Regions from separate parts of the Mus musculus genome. Here regions 2 and 3 are each linked to region 1. The links are chromatin contacts, found by Hi-C or POLR2A ChIA-PET in ENCODE. All regions are on one chromosome and are shown on one strand. Each heading gives the region's core, a stretch centred on a gene start or an enhancer-like site at or near the end of the contact. The rest is flanking DNA. Distances are from core to core; before and after follow the strand shown.

Region 1 (3,350 bases), core at 362-2,861:
AACCTTAGACTCGGGGATGGAAAAGTCGAAAACCACGGAAACTGTACTTACTTTCGGAGGGGAGGTGGGACGGCATGTCGATTTTATAAACCTCCTTGGCGTAGTACTCCTCGTCGCTCCGCTCGCGCTCGCAGGCGGCTGCCCTCCGGCTTGCCTTCTCCTGCAGTAAGTCCCTGGTACTGTTGTAGATGGAAATCACCTCCGGGGGGACCTCATCCGGCTCCGGATAGTCTTCCGGGGGGCTGGTGAGCTTCAGCTTGCTCAGGATCTGCCCGCGGATGGCCTCGATCCTCTTGCGCATAAACTGATCCATGTCGAGGGTGCTGCAGGTAGACAGACTGAGCGCCACCGGGACCAGATGCAGGAGCAAAAAGGTGCTCAGCACACAGTAGTGCATGTTTTTAAAAGGAAGAAACGTTGATGTTGTTATTTAAAGTAAGAAAAAATATATATAAAAAAGAAACTAGTAATTCTCAGAGCGGTCAGGTAGAGTTGTTTTTAATACGAAACTTTTGCAAAGCAGTCGAAAGTTAATGCCCAATAGAAAAACGTCCCTGGCTGGGATTCCTTTAAAAAAGAAAATGCAACGCGTTCCCAACGTGGAGATATTAATATGCGATGCTGGGGCGGGGTGGGGGGGGAATCTCTCACTTTAAGGAGTAAGAAAGGTTTGTTTTTTTTTTCTCCTGGAAGGGAGAGGGTGAGTGGCTCTGAAGTAGAAATAAACTTAAGAGGAAGAAATGGAGTTCAGTGTGTCAGGCTCGGTGCGGAGTGGCTGATCTGAACTCCGATCCTCCGGCCAAAAGGGACGAGACGAGAAGGTCCGGGGGCTGGCAGGAGGCACGCAGGGCCGCGGGGAGCGCTGAGCGGCGGCCGGGGCTGCGCCGGGCTCTAACTGAGAAGTTCAAAGACCGAGCGGCTCGGCCCTGCCTTCCACACGTGTGTGGATGAGTGTGCGTGTGGATGTGTGCGCGTGTGCGCGCGTGCGTGCGCGCGCGCCGAGGGCGAGCCTGGCGAGCCGCGGGGAGGCAGATGCGCCCCGGAGCGGCTCACTCGGAGACTCGGTGGGATACTGTCCGCCCCGGAGATCCACAGAGGCCGGAGCAGGCGGCGAGGATCCCGCTCCTGCCGGCCGCGCTGTGGCCTACACCCGGCTGGGTCGCTCCACGTTGCAGCCGCCGCTGCTGCCTGCAAAGAGGGCCAGCCTCCAGCTCGGTCCTTCAGATCCTCCTTTTCTTGCTCCAGGCGGCCAAGGGCGACAGCGATCGGCCACCTCCTTAACCCCTGTGGAACAACACCGCCTCCTGGGCGCGTTGGCTGCGGGCTGCCCCGGGACTCGCACCCTTCCCTAGCTTCTCCTAGCTTCCACCAAGGTTGCACTTTCTCGCTTAGGGTAAGTAGGTACTTGCGACCCTAAAATAGACCTCTGCCGATCCTTCTCTCCGCAGATGGGTTGCTCCAGAATGGCTCTTTAAACCCTAATACTTCTCTCCATCCCTGACGCCTGCCCCAGAGCTCAGCTCTCAGCGCCTTCTCTCTTTCTCTCCCACTCGCTCTCCTGCCGGCAGTTTCAGCAGCTCTGCTCCGAGCAAACCTGCTGCCAGCAGATAACATCACGATTCTGCCCGGAGCAGAGTTTTATATGTGCTCCCCAAACCACGTGTTTGCCTTCAACAAAGTGACGCGCTAGGATTACAGTCAGAAGTCCTCTGTTACTAAGACCACGAGCTCTGGACCATTGGAGGGGGTGTGGAAAAGGGGGACGGCCAGTAAGGGAGGGCGACTGGCATGAGGAATTTGCAGTAGTCACTGTCTGTGATCACCAAGGGTCTGTGTGTGGAGGGGCAGGCAGCTAAGCATCCCGTTTCTACATGGTGGGGATCACTCATTCGCAGCTTCCCTGAGTCCCTCCTGTGTTGAGTGCGTGCCCATGCATGTACAGGCGTGTACACACACACACACACACACACACACACACACACACACACACACACACACACACACACACTGTGCTCCATGGAGCTCCAGCCCAGCCCTGAAGACATGCCTTCCAATCTGAGACTGCTGACCTAACTCTTGAGTTCTCCGGGATTCCACAGGTTGTTTTTCATTAGCCTGTTTACAATCCAGCCCTGTTTGCCTGTGAACCAGCAGAATACAGAAGTGTCCCTTTCACCCAATGCATGCTCTGTATCACTGCTTTGAATAAAGGAACTGTTGCCTTCTTTATGTGAGCCCCTGCTCATGTGGCTTTCTCCTCAGCCTTCCTAGACAAGGATGACCCACCATCTTCTGCCTGTCGCAGCATTATCTAAGACACCTGGGTTTTAAATGTTTGCTGTCTCCTGTCACACAGTATCATAACTTGACATTTTCTACTTCAACTTGCTCAAACTGGTTGGATAACAGAATCTTTCTTCCCACTGGTCTTTCCCCTTTAGTCAAAGTCAACATTTCAATCTTAGTGATGACTCTGTGGCCACGATGACTACACAGGTTGTTAAAGCTGGAAACTGTTGAGAATTCCCCCAGGTTAAGACCTCAGTATCATTTTCCTAGTTCAAAAGGATCAAACCTTTAGGGATGCATACATGTGTATGTGTGTGTGTGTGTGGGGGGGGTTATATTCTTACTAGAGGGAGCTGTAATGATATGTAATGATATAGCTGGCATACATTATATACAGCAATGAACATTATTATTTGTATTTCACAGACAGGGAGACTGAGGCCATAGGAAGTGAGGTCTGTTGTTGCAGAAAACAGGAAGGGGTGGGTCTGGGTTTTGCAGAGAGAGCCCGCCCACCTCCTGGGTTCTTTCCCACCATGTACTTGGAAGAAGTATAAGGTCCCAGAACATGTGACAAGCAGGGATCCGGGGGTTCCGTAAGTGTGGGAGCTGCAGAATAATCTACTGCCCTCTTACAGAATCAAGACCCCCCCACAGTCATGTTCTATGTTCTAAGATTCCTGCAGAAAACTCTCTCTTGAATTATCATCTCCCCACCCACCTTGAACACAAAATTCTTCTACTCCACTGGCCCTGAGGAACACCCTGGCATGAATGAATTGTTCCAACACGCACCTAAATGATTCTAAAAACCTCCATTATTGGCAGACTTCTTCCTTCAAGGTCAGCCCCAGGCAGACGGGTTCGACCACCACCACCTTACGATTCTCTAAGCTGAAACAGAACTGATCAAGAACTCCTGCCTGTGGGCTGATGGTCCCATCAGCTGGAGTCTCCCAGTGAGTCCCATTCTGATCCAGCTGTACAGAGAAGACACAGAGCAGGAGCTAGAGCTACCGAGGGCCAACGTCACAAGTTTGTGGGGATGCTTTCGGGAAAAT
Region 2 (3,350 bases), core at 543-3,042, 47 kb before region 1:
TCACCCTTAAACCTGAGGCATGTACCACCCCTTATCTTGTCTTAATAAACGTATGTACGGCGATAAATGTTGACTGGTCTTCAGATTCTTTTCTGCAGTGTTGGCAAGGATCTGCTCTGTCTGAACAGAGATTCCTAAGTGGGGAGCACAGCCTAGGAGCACAGGGCTGAGCTCTCTGTCTTCTCACTACCGCTAGCACTCAAAGAATGAGAATAGTCTACATTTGCTACATTTCCTAGGAGACTCTTGAGTACCTTAGATTTTGAGAATCACTGAAATAAAGGACAGGGGGAAAAAAAGCCACAAATAAACTCCAAAGCACAAAGGAACATCTAGGCTTTTGATCAGACATTGCACATATCACATGAGTACATCAGACATTGCACATATCACATGAGTACAAGTATCCACCTGTCTTCCAAGATAAGAAACTCCAGCACAGGCAGAAGAATTCACGTCCTTGCAGACATCTGGTGTAAGCAAACGTGGTAGGTCTTCATGCTATTCTCATTTTAATGGCCTCCATTGCTTTTGACCTCTGAATCCCACTGTTTAAGAATGGGCACTCAACCTGAGGGCTTTATCAGCATCCTAGATGACTGGTTGGATGGCGGGTAATTCTTTGCACTGCCATTTTTGAGAACTTCGACCATAGACTCTGATCGTGGGACCAAATGACTTTGGCCAGCCTTCCATTTCCAGTTCCTCAATTCGTGAATTAGCTAGGGATGAATAAAGTGTGCCTACCCCACCCTGCCCTCCCATAAAAGAAAGGACCGCTCTGCTCATACTGCATGCGCTGCAGAGAAACCACACTACTTCCGAGATGAAGAAACGCAGTGTAGGCAAACGGAAATAACTTTTAGCTGGCATCAAGGGGAGGAGGTACTTGCAGTCAAAAGTACGTTGCTTCTACACTCTCTGCCTCCTGTGAAAAGAGACTCACAATGTGGGCTGCGTGAATGCCACCCGGGCAGAAGTGTCAACGATGGCATTTGATGGGCTACTGCGACAAGAACACAAAGAAGGAAGCTAGGTCCCCTTCATTAATAAAGGTCACCTTGAGAAAGTTTGATGGGAGGAGCTACATCTTCACTCCCTAATAGACTGCTCCCTGGTTGGGTGGGGGAGCTGGGGCTGCACCCTGTGACCATCTCCAGTAAGAGGGATGTTGCTAACTCCAGTATTGTCTGCAATCTTTCCGACTTCCTCCGTACCTACTCCCTTAACCCTATTAGCATCTACATATAACTCTGCTGGAACCTTCCAGCAGAAGGGACTCTTTGTTTCCCTTTCCAAGACAGACTCCACCACCCTGAAGCTTAGCAGTGATTAGTATGGACATGTGACATGCTTAGTGAGTGTAACGGTCCCTCATTCCTGACATCCTCAGTGTGCAGGAAAGTAGACACCCCCCACCCCACCCCAAATGCAACAAGACAATCAACGCACCCATCAGTTGGAGGGCAATAAATCAGTCCTATTTGTGTGTGCATAGGTGCAGCCAGCAAGAAACCAAGACAATTGTGTTTTGGGGTTTTCTGAAATTTGTCTTGGCACACTGGCCATAGATTTAGTTTCACTACCACATCCTGACACCGCTGACATTGAAGTCGCAGCAATTTAACACAAAATGACTGAGAAATAAACAGCACATCGGCCGTGGTTTCTGATTTTTCTCTCCGGCCATCCCACCTATTAAATATAACAAGGCACCACAGCAGCTGCAATTTACAGCAGAGTCTCCGAGAGGAGGACGGTGTCAGACTTGACATGCCTGCCGCTGGCAGTGGGGAGCCTAATTGTGCCAGCATCAGCTTGTGTGACTTGGCCTTCATTAAGCTGCTATTTGAGACCCTGCTATACTGTCAGCAGGACTGTTTGGGCCCCTTCTTACATGGCGGGAAAAAAAAATGAAAAAAGTGAAATAACAGTGGCGCTGGCTCGTGATGTTTGGTTTTCTTGAACTGTGACAGACATGGAGTTTCTACTTTCTATCCCAAAGTTTCCATTGCCCCCATAAAACCCCTCCTCTTTGGAGACACCCATTTCTCTTACTGTTCCAGGTTTCTCAGCCACCTCTAGGCTGGCTGGGGAGGTTTGGGGCTTCACAGTAAAAGCTCTGGATACCGGAAAGCAGGCCAACTGTGTCTGCAAAGGCTACTGGCTAGCTTAGAAGCAATACAGGAAAGGGAATCAAGGAAAGAGTATGGCTGGACCCACATTTAAAGAGCTAGTCAATGACCTCAATGGTCTTCCATGGACAAGCCACCATAGCTCTGGAGAGAAGCTATGGTTTCGTTTGCTCGCTTGTTTCTTTGTTTTTGGTTTTTTGTTTTATTTTGTTTTGTTTTTGTACTTTTTTTAATTGGATAGTTTCCTTACTTACATTTCAAATGTTTTCCCCTTCCTAGGTCTCCCCTTCTGAAACCCCCTACCCCTTCCCCACCCTCTATGAGGGTGCTCTCCACTTACCCACCCACTCCCGTCTTAATGCCCTGGCATTCCCCTACACTGGGGCAAAGACTCTCAGGCCCAAGGGCCACTCCTCCCACTGATGTCCAACAAGGCCATCCTCTGCCACATATGCTGCCGGAGCCATCGGTCCCTCCATGTGTATTCTTTGGTTGGTGGACCAGTCCTGGGGGAGCTCCAGGGGGTCTTGCTGGTTTACACTCTTGCTCCCCCCATGGGGCTGCAAACCCCCTCAGCTCCTTCAGTCCCTTCTCCAACTCCTCCATTGGGGACCCCACACTCACTCCAATGGTTGGCTGAGAGCATCCACCTCTGAATTCGTCAGGATCTGGCAGAGCCTCTCAGAAGACAGCTATATCAGGCTCCTGTCCCGGTTGCTTGCTTGTTTCTACGATAGGATCTAGCAATGTAGCACAGGCTGGCTTTGTACACATGATCCTTCTGCCTCAGCCTCCCAGTGGTAAGACTCCATGCATAGACTATCGATGCTCGGTTCAGCACTGAGATCTGATGTTTGGCATCAGTTCTACAGGGTACAATATCTTTGTTTATAACATGTACATCTCTCTTTTTCTTCCTCCCTCATTTCCTCCTTTGTCCACATCTCCCTTCCTTTCTTCTTCCCTCCTTTCCTTCATCTCTTTCAACTTCCTCCCTCTCCCTTTCTCCTGTCTCTTCTACTCCATTCTCTTTCACTCCTTTCTTTCTTCCATTTAAACTATGATTTTAGGAGCACTCAAGGGTGACCAGGGCTGGCTGTTTCTGCAGAGGACCTGAGTTCAATCCCCAGCCCCCACGTGGAGGCTCACAGCTTAGTGCAACTCCAGTTACCAGGGATCTGGTACCCTCTTCTGGTCTCTCTGGCTTTGCATGCA
Region 3 (3,350 bases), core at 516-3,015, 43 kb after region 1:
AACAATATAAATACTTCCCGCACATGCCCTCACCCAGACACACTCCATCCTGACCATTTCTTGTGTTCACATCCTCTTGTAACTGTAACTCTAAGTCACTGCCTAGAGGGTTACTGTAACATAATAGAGTGCAAACATTCATTGGATGTTTCTATATTATATGTTTTCATTATATTCATTATATGTTTCTATATTATTCAAAAGCCTCCTTAACATATGATCTAAAGCTGAAGAAAACTTTAGACACCTAGTCAGTATTTGTGCTGAAAAGAACATTTTCCCTCGCAATTATCTAATATTGAGAAAAGAAATCCAATTTCCACCCAAATCCGAAAGCAGTGTTGATGTCTTACTTAAATGTAATAGTGTTTTTTTTTTCTTAGACAGTAATGCTTACAATTATTCAATTCAAAACTGTACCATAGGAGATAAAATGGCTGAGCAGGTAATGGCACCTGCTGCCAAACTCCTATAAGTCCTCAGACCTCCACATGTGGGTACACAGCAAATAAACCAATGCAGTAAAAACACCACCAGGACCAGAGCTTCTAATTCCTGCCCAACAGGTTGTTTTTTTAACCCCTCTGGTGAGGGCTGAGGACCTCAAAAGCTTAGTCAGCTGCTTCTTGGTCTTGAAGTCCAAGTGCACTCATTCGTTAACTTATGGACCCCTGAGTGACAGTTGTTGATCTAGGAACTGAGGTTCAAGTGTCTGCACACTTAGGGAACTTTCAAACAGCACAAACGCTTCACAAGATTTAAAACGTGGTGCTTTTAAAGTGAGCAGAGTGGGGCTGGAGAACATGTGCATGCATTGCTCTTCCACAGGAACAGTTTCTTCCTCAGCAGCCATTCAATCTCCTCTCACGCCCAGCGCACATACATACAACTTAAAAATAAATAAAGTAATAATAATAATAAAAGCGTCTAAAGAAAGCAAAGCATCAAGCCTCAAGTGAGAGTGACAGAAAAGGCTGCATTAGAAAAATAAGGGAAAATCTCTTTGACAAGTACTGGACCAGAGACTGAAGTCAATGAAAATGTAGGTGACATACAGGTGTTTCAGGAATACTGCAGGCAAAAGGCAGAGACCTCCAGAATGAGCAGCCAACATGAACAGAAAACAGCAGAGCAGCAAGTGACCAGACCTATCATGCAAGTTAAAAGCAAGTTAAAAATTCTGAATGTTACTCATGAACTAGTGGCTTCCCGTAGTAACTGAAGCCACATTCGCGGTTAACTGAAAGCATTAGCCACACCGAAGCAGTAAAGGAGTGTGGGAGCCAAATGCCTGAGCTTCCTAAGAAGCTCCTGCCAAGAAGTATGTTTAAAAGTAGCAGCCAACCCCAGCCACACAATGGGGAGACCTCCGGAGACTCACCTACCTTTCATTCTGAAACTGTATCAAACGTTACTTCAGTATCTCTCCTTTACCATTTCTTTAACTCTCTCTTTTCTAACTCCCAAAGGCTCACAATCCCCCCTGCACAGTAACAGTATTTCTTCTCTCTTGTGGCCTCTTGCTGCTGGCTCCCTGAGCCTATCCCACCCATTATTTCAATCGCGACCCTTCCTTTCACTTTGCTAGGGGTTCCAAATAGAAGCTCGCAACATTGCTCTTACAGCCGTTTCTATGATCTGCTAACAAACTGACTGGCTGTAAGTAAAAAGAGTCAAATCCTCCCAAAGATGCGAACATTTTGCAAGGTTCTCAATACCAGCTTTGGTTCTTCTGTGCCCAAACACTTAGCCTATGTTTTGATCTGCGACAACTAACCGTGTTTTTACTCCACTTCTAAGCGGGTACAGGACCTGCAAAAGGCCTGGGGTTATCGCCTGCCCATCTTTTGCTCTGCTCTTAATTTGTGTACTGCCTGTCATTATCTCTTCCTTTACTGTTAAGTTTCTGATTGGCACCGGCAGTTTCGCCCATCTCAGTAACAGCTGACTGAGTGGAAACACAAAATTAACCGTGACAGCGAGGAGCCTCGGAACAGCAGGGCTCCTCGCCCAACCTCACTCGCCCCACACACTCAACGGCAAGGAAACGCAACCCTAGCCATGGGAAGGAAGCTCAGCCGCCGAAGCTCCGCCAGGCCACATTACCTTCTCCATCAGAAGAGTCTTTGACCTCATCTTCTAGCTTCGACGCTGCAGCCTTGGCTACCATCTTCATCTTTTTCTTCTTCTTCGGAGAACGCTTCAGTATCTCCCCTGGGCTCACACGTGAGTCCTGAACGGCCGCAGCCATCTTGGCTCGCCGGAAGTGCCACCTGATAATTCCGTCGTGTTGCAACACACGGAACTTCCTCCTCTAGTTCCGGAACAGTTGTCCCGCCTGAAGTTCCGCTGTGGGAGCCTCGGGTAGGGACGGAGAGAGGACACGACCTACCGGTTTTCTCCGGCAGAGTCGGTTCCTGGCCTCACCCCGGCCCCTTCTGGGCGGCTGCTGCTGACTGCTCTCCTTTCCCTCCCCCAGAAGCTGGGTTCCGAGTTAGAAACCGCATTCCGAACCCACTGAATCGAGACTCTCCGAGAAGGAATGGATAACAAGGGAACAGCTACGGAATCAGAAAGCAAGCTCAACTCTTAACATGTTCTTGTGCTGGTTTGGCTTTTGTTCTGTTGTTGTTGTTGTTGTTGTTGTTGTTGGCTATTGTTCTGTTGTTGTTGTTGTTGTTGTTGTTGTTGTTTTTCCCCTAAGGACCAAGCACGGTGTTTTTGAATGGACGTTTCTGGATTTTGATAGATCTGAGAGGCTGCCCGGGTAAGGGGCGGTGGAATGAGCCATGTCCTAAATCCTCCCTAGCACCTGCCCTAAACTAAAGCAGCCTTGCAGTTAGTCCCAAGGTGGGGTTTGGGGGTGAGGGCGACAATAGGATTACCCTCCTAAATTAAACCTTTAAATCCTACCTAGTTCCTTCACTAATCTGCTAAACTCAGACTCCACCCTTCCTTCGAAGGACTACAAATGTAAGGAATCCCCTTGGTTTTGTGACTTGCTCTTGGATTCCCCACCATATTCCAGCCCCCACCCCAAAGCCCACCAGTGTTATTAAAGGATCTGGTCTCCTGAAATACGTCCCAGCAGCCGTCTATAGCGAACCAGTAGGTTTTCATTCTTTATATATTGGTTTTTAGTACTCCAGATTTGTCTTAAAAGAAAAAGAAAAGCTGGGCGTGGTGGTGCACACCTTTAATCCCAGCACTGGGGAGGCAGAGGCAGGCAGATTTCTGAGTTGAAGGCCAGCCTGGTCTACAGAGTGAGTTCCAGGACAGCCAGGGCTACACAGAGAAATCCTGTCTCGAAAAAAATAAAAATATAAGAAAAGAAAGAAAAGCAACAGAAA

The links. A loop is a pair of places that touch in the nucleus more often than their neighbours do. ChIA-PET counts read pairs that join two places held with the same protein, here RNA polymerase II (POLR2A).
Region 2: a map of gastrocnemius shows a loop between it and region 1 (2.8-fold over the local background). The contact joins the enhancer-like site here to the promoter of Tgfb2 in region 1. A Hi-C loop is called at or near these places in 4 of 37 maps with a recorded cell type or tissue (gastrocnemius and left cerebral cortex). POLR2A ChIA-PET finds 5 or more read pairs at or near these places in 1 of 5 experiments (embryonic stem cell).
Region 3: a loop to region 1 is called in a map of v-Abl transformed pro-B cells, with 2.6 times the contacts of the local background. The contact joins the promoter of A430105J06Rik here to the promoter of Tgfb2 in region 1. A Hi-C loop is called at or near these places in 1 of 37 maps with a recorded cell type or tissue (v-Abl transformed pro-B cells). POLR2A ChIA-PET finds 5 or more read pairs at or near these places in 3 of 5 experiments (all embryonic stem cell).

Annotation. Positions count from the first base shown.
Region 1 is chr1:186,704,378-186,707,727 of GRCm38, forward strand. It overlaps Tgfb2 (transforming growth factor, beta 2), which reads right to left and starts at 1,612. Exons shown (of 7, transcript NM_009367.4): 1 at 52-1,612. The coding sequence starts at 397.
Region 2 is chr1:186,657,201-186,660,550 of GRCm38, forward strand. The region is part of intron 1 of Tgfb2 (transforming growth factor, beta 2); the gene reads right to left. Among named protein-coding and RNA genes, the nearest start is that of Gm26169, 18 kb to the right of the region's middle. Within about 2 kb of position 1,793, at least 1 of the 3 ENCODE cell types and tissues checked has a DNase peak (open chromatin) inside an H3K27ac peak, as active enhancers do; it is gastrocnemius, where a contact is called at or near this core.
Region 3 is chr1:186,747,058-186,750,407 of GRCm38, forward strand. A430105J06Rik (a long non-coding RNA gene) reads left to right here and starts at 1,766. Exons shown (of 2, transcript XR_003948551.1): 1 at 1,766-2,767. It overlaps Rrp15 (ribosomal RNA processing 15 homolog (S. cerevisiae)), which reads right to left and starts at 2,301. Exons shown (of 5, transcript NM_026041.2): 1 at 2,107-2,301. The coding sequence starts at 2,251.